Regions from separate parts of the Mus musculus genome. Here region 1 is linked to region 2. A link is a contact called in ENCODE POLR2A ChIA-PET data. All regions are on one chromosome and are shown on one strand. Each heading gives the region's core, a stretch centred on a gene start or an enhancer-like site at or near the end of the contact. The rest is flanking DNA. Distances are from core to core; before and after follow the strand shown. Region 1 holds the start of Parp16 (poly (ADP-ribose) polymerase family, member 16). Region 2 overlaps Igdcc3 (immunoglobulin superfamily, DCC subclass, member 3).

The links. ChIA-PET counts read pairs that join two places held with the same protein, here RNA polymerase II (POLR2A).
Region 1: POLR2A ChIA-PET joins it to region 2 with 21 read pairs in embryonic stem cell. The contact joins the promoter of Parp16 here to the enhancer-like site in region 2. POLR2A ChIA-PET finds 5 or more read pairs at or near these places in 4 of 5 experiments (Patski and embryonic stem cell).

The regions. Positions count from the first base shown.
Region 1 is chr9:65,213,115-65,216,005 of GRCm38, reverse strand. Parp16 (poly (ADP-ribose) polymerase family, member 16) reads right to left here and starts at 1,316. Exons shown (of 7, transcript NM_177460.4): 1 at 1,143-1,316; 2 at 374-657. The coding sequence starts at 547.
Region 2 is chr9:65,177,229-65,180,076 of GRCm38, reverse strand. Igdcc3 (immunoglobulin superfamily, DCC subclass, member 3) reads right to left here. Exons shown (of 14, transcript NM_001357257.1): 3 at 2,538-2,682; 4 at 2,081-2,211; 5 at 1,564-1,701; 6 at 1-36. Among named protein-coding and RNA genes, the nearest start is that of Gm40527, 15 kb to the left of the region's middle. Within about 2 kb of position 1,481, at least 1 of the 3 ENCODE cell types and tissues checked has a DNase peak (open chromatin) inside an H3K27ac peak, as active enhancers do.

The sequences.
Region 1 (2,891 bases), core at 67-2,566, 36 kb before region 2:
TCATCTGAAGGGCAAAGTCTAACTAGTTGCAGAGGGAGGGACAACTTCTTATCTAGGCAGAACAGCTGGTTCAGATCAACGCCCCTTTAGGGCCACACTAGAGCGTTTTGTGGAGGACTATGTAGCTATTCCATCACTCCTGGGATTAAGTCACTGACAAAAGGAAGCAGCCACCGAATGACCTGGCAGTGTGTCTGCACGAGGGTGTTTAGGAGTGTTCTTGCTGATGGGAACCTTCCCCAAGGCCAGGCTGGGTGGGAAGTCCAGGGAATTGGCGTGTTTTCTAACACGGGTGGAGCTGCTCCTGCCTGCCGTTCCACAGGGCCACTTGGCCCAGGATGCAGCGAGCAACGGTGGATCAGGACGGACTCACCAGGGCCTCGAAGTCCTTACAGTCGTGGCGGGCGTAGGAGGCGGGGAAGGGCCGCAGCACCGAGTCCCGCTTGTAGCTCTGCAGCGCCGAGGCGAAGAGGCTGCAGCGGAGGTCCGCAGCCAGCACGTCGCGGCTCGCTGCCTCCCTGGCTGCTGCCCTGTTGGAGAGCTGCATCCCGGGCTCGTAGCGCGTGGCCGGGAGGAGACAAGGAGGGGCAGCGCGGGGCCTGGGCCCGGGGGACCGTAGACCGTCTGCTGCCAGGTTTTCCAGCCCGGGGGGTGGAGCTAGGCAAAGGGGTGACAAATTGACATTGGTGAGAACGCGCCGGCGAGCGTCCTCTGCAGGACACTGGGCACGGTCGCTCAGTGCGGGGAAACACGGGATCTGGGAGAGTCGCCTCTCGGGTCCCGCCAGTCCCGGAGTCCCCGGTATGGAGTTGTCGCTATTGCACCCGGCGTGGGTAGTACCCCGGGGACCCGGCCGATCAGTCCTGGCCGCCCCACACTGCCAGCAGCCACCGCCTACCTCCCCGCCCGCCGCTCTCACGCCGCTCCGCCCACCCGGCCCAGGCCCGCCCCTTCCCGCGCCCTTGCTCAGCTCGCGCCCGCCCACAGGTCCCGGAGGATCCCAGCTGCCCCGGGTGCTGGGCAAAGGTGCCCAATGCGGCTGCTAGTCATCCTCGCCACCGCCCCAAGTGGAAACCGCCCCGGGACCCGCCCCGGGGAATTGTCTTTGTCCTGGCTCCACGGGTTGAGCCAGCCTCGCTCACCTTGGGAATTGCCACCTGTTGAATAAATCGGTTTCCTCTGGAGCTGACACGTTGCACACAAGAAGCCACTTGATACCCAGGGAAAACTGAAGGTCGGAGTGACACAATACTTTCTCAAGACACTGTAGCCGACCCAAAGACCTTCCTCTCTACCTTACAGCCTCCGCAATTCTCTGAATTGCTCAAATGTCTGACCTCAGATTTCCCAGGATCCTCCTCCTTCGAAGGCCTCTAACAGGAAGTCGGGAAAACAGGCACTGGGAGAACAATGACCTAACCCTGCCGAAGGGAAAAGACCGGACCCCAAGATGACTCAGCAACTGGTCGAGTAAAGGCACTTGCTGTCCGTCCTCACGACCTGAGTTCTATCCCAGGATCCCATATGTTAGGAGCTAAGTGACTCTAGCAATTTGTCCTATGACTTCCACACCTGCACCAAGGCTCAAGTGTGCCCACATGTGAACGTATACACAAAATAAATAAATGTAGGGCTGGTGAGATGGCTCAGCGGGTAAGAGCACTGACTGCTCTTCTGAATGTCCTGAGTTCAAATCCCAGCAACCACATGGTGGTTCACAACCACTGGTAATGAGATCTGACTCCCTCTTCTAATTCGTTTGAAGACAGCTACAGTGCACTTATGTATAATAAATAAATCTTTGGGCCGGAACAAGCAGGGACTGAGCGAGCAGGGTTGACCAGAGCAAGCAGTGGTCCTAAATAAAAATTCAATTCCCAACAGCCACATGAAGGCTCACAACCATCTGTACAGCTACAGTGTACTCACATACATAAAATAAATACATTAAAAAATTAAAATAAAGGCAGGAGGATTTCTGAGTTCGAGGCCAGCCTGGTCTACAAAGTGAGTTCCAGGACAGCCAGGACTATACAGAGAAACCCTGTCTTGAAAAACCAAAATAAATAAATAAAATAAAATAAAAAATGTAAGAACAGATTCCCTTTACCTCTTCTTCTTCAAGACCTCACTAGAAAAAAAGCACTTGGCCTTCTGGTCACATAGAAATCTAAGACCAGTGCTGAATTGTTAGACTAAAAGTCCCCTTTAAAGACCCCACACGTGCTGAGAGGTGGTGGCTCACGCCTTTAGTCCCAGCACACCAGAAGCAAAGGCAGGCATATCTCTGAGTTCAAGTCCAGCCTGGTCTACAGATCAAATCCCAGGACAGCAAGGGCTACACAGAGAAACCCTGTCTCAAAAAAAACAAAAACAAACCCCAAAACAAAACTTTACAAAAACAAAAACAAAAACAACCATTAATTAGATAAATAAACATACACACACACTGGCTCTGCTCTCTGAGAAATCACCCCCTTCTTGGGCATCCGAATGGGACCTGGCCCTGTGCTCCTCAGACTTCGGGAGGGAAGACAGGCAGAACTATATTCTCAGACCCTAGAGAGCTTCCCAGGCCAAACAATGATGCAAACCACCCCCAGGAGTCCAAATGGTAATGGTTGTTGTAAGGCCTGGGCTGATTTGGAATCACCAAAATGTCTGAGAGCCTATGACCTCAAATAAAACCCCTCCAGCACCCCAAGTCCTGGGGCCCCTAGGGCCCCATGGAGCATCTGGAACCCTAAGGTACCTGCTGCATGTCTGAGGCATATCGCATGACCCTCACTCTGAGAAAACCTTCTCACCACCTCTCCTGCCACATAAGTATAATAAATGTACTTTTAAAGAATATTAATGAGATGGAGAGATGATGGCTCAGTGGTTAAGAA
Region 2 (2,848 bases), core at 232-2,731:
GCACCTGGATGCCCTCCACCCCAATGGGGCGGCCATCTGCAAAGGAAGTGGAGGGGGAATGAGCTGGGTCAGGAAGATAGGAAGGATAAGAATATTCCAGAATGCTCACCCCTCTACCAGTCTTTCAGAAAGCTCCGACCTATGGCTTTGACACCACCCCTCTCCAGATCTCCAAAAGTGTCTGGGAAATGTGGAGCCCTGGAGGCCAGCAGCAGGGGGCCAGCGTCCTGATTCAAACATGATGACTGCTAGCTGGTTTTGCTGTTGTTTGCTTTGGGTTTTAGACAGCATCTCACTGCATAGCCTGGGGTGAGATCCTTCTCCTAGATCCTAGACTCCTAGGTGCTGGGATTACAGACCTTCTAGCCCAGTTCTCAACCTATGGGTTGTGACCCTTTTGGGAGTCTAACAACCTTGTCACAGGAGTTGCCCAAGACCTCTAGAAAACATGGATATTTACACCATGGTTCCTAATAGTAGCAAAACTACAGTTATGAAGTAGCAACGAAATAATTTTATAATTGGGGGGTCACCACAACATGAGGAACAGCATTGAAGCGTCACAACATCAGGAAGGTTGAGAATCACTACCTTAAATTCCACAGAGGATCTGAATTTGATCAGCCGTTGTTAAATTCTGCGGCTTGATATCTGTTCTATCTAGGATGCTGAGACATGCCCAGGAATATAAAGGCTCTGGGAGGAAGGGCCTTGGTTAACTTTGTTCCCCACACGAATTAGACCCCTGAGCCATTTTTTCTCTCCTGCTAGGCCATAGCTTGGGAAACGAGGGAGCAGATGGCCCCTGAAGTGCCTAGTGGCTCCGGATGGTAGCCTGCTCTTTCCAGCCTCTCCCTGGGACCCAGGCCCTCCCCCCACCCCAGGGATCAGATTAGCACAGCCAGAACACAAGGAGACAGCTCCCCATTCAGGCCCTGAAGTGGTGAAATCTACTCCATTATCCCACACGGCCCCTCCTTCCCCCATCACTCAGCTGCTAGTGCGGCACAGTCTCCCTGTGAATGTGACCCCACCCCACCCCCTCTAGAGGCTCCTTCCCCCAGTGACCTTTCGGCTCAGACTAGTGGCCCATCTGCACCCTTTCACTGCTTTCTTCAGCTGCCTGGGGATTCCGGCTGGGCAGACTTGGGAGCAGGCAAGCGCGGCAGGAGGGGAGGGGGGACGGGCCAGGGCAGAGCCAGAGTGGGTTGCTTGCTGAGATTTTGAAGGCTGAGGATTGCATAGCGGGGGTGTGACCAGGCACAGAGGGTGGGGCGGGAGGCACTGGGTGCTGCCGAGAGTTCTAGGGGCTAGAGAGACAGGACAGCTTGTACTCGGTAACCCAGGGAACTAAGCCAGCCCCGCAGGGAGAGAGAGAATGTAGCAGCAGGCTGACCTCCAGAGAAACTCAACCCCTCCCCAGGCCACAGGGAGGGGATCGGATTGACCCTTGCTGAAAACAAATACAATGTAAAGCCCCCCAGAGCTGGGTGATGAGACCGTGAGACCAGCCCTCTCGGGGGGCAGGCTGGCCAGAGAGCAGGGACTATGGATAAGGCTCACCCAAGCGGCTCCAGGACACAATGGGGCGCGGGTTGCCCGTGGCGACACACTCCAGCACCGCAGTCTGGTGCACTGTCAGGGTGAGGTTCTCAGGCCCCACAAGAATGGTGGGCTCCTTGTAGGTCCCTGAGCCCGAGCCTGGGAGGAGAAACCCACATTTCCTTATTTCAGTTGGAAGCTTTTTCACTCCCTCACTCTCGCCAGCCCGCCCCATCATGACCCAGGGTACGCACCAACCCCCAACCAAGTCCTGAAAAACAAGGAGAGAGATGTTGGGGAACCTGCGGGTCCTGACAATCGTCCTTCCTCTCCCAGCCAGACCTCTAGACTTGGGAGAGCTCAGGGAAGACATGCTTCCCAGAAAGAGCGGACTGGCAACCAGTCTCAGGCGCCTTTGGCTTGTGGGCTTATGCTCAAAGGACCTCTGTATACACGTGGTCTCACTGGGGAACTAGGTGTGTCTGGGAGTAGACCAACTGGGGTGGCTGAGAGAACCTGGCAGGCCAAAGGAGCTCACCTGACACAGTGAGCCTGGCCCCGTGGCTGACCCGCACACTAGCAATGTTTGAGGCCACACAGTGGAAGATGCCGCTGTCCTCAGCCCGAAGTCCTGTTATCTGCAGGACTCCCTTGGGCAGTAGTGTGTACCTGTGAGGGGAGGGCATTGTTGACTATCAGCACAGCTGTTGCAACCTCAAGCCATGGGGATATAAATGGAGACATGGGCACTAACCCAACCTTATTGCTGTGATCACAGATGATTACTGAGACCCTCCCAGGAGAACATACCCTCCTAGTCTTGATAACAACACACACAATACTCTTACACAATCTCATGAGCCTAGAATCTGGGCCTAGTAAGCCACTCGGACCCATGATTCTGACTGCAGCTTACATAATAGCACTGTCCCAGCCTGTAGTCTATCCCAAGTCAGCTTCCCAGTTATCCCCTGTCCTTCCCACAAGAGGCTCACCTCTCATCGTCCGTGTCAATGGGAACTCTGTTCTTCTCCCATGTGATCAGGGGCTTGGGAAGCCCATGGATTTGGCACTGGAAGCGGGCCACACCACCCTCCTCACCCGTGACGGCCTGGGGGTGTACGTGGAAGTCGGACATAGCTGGGGAGACAGAAAAGGGGAGATGGATAAAGTGGAGGTGCAGATGGAGAGAACTGAGGGGTCACCCTCTGAGGAGCAGTGTCTTCTTGAGGCAGGACAGTAGCTTAGGGGACATAGCAGCTCTTCCTTCAGCCCTCCCCATCACGCGTGGGCACACTCCAACCCG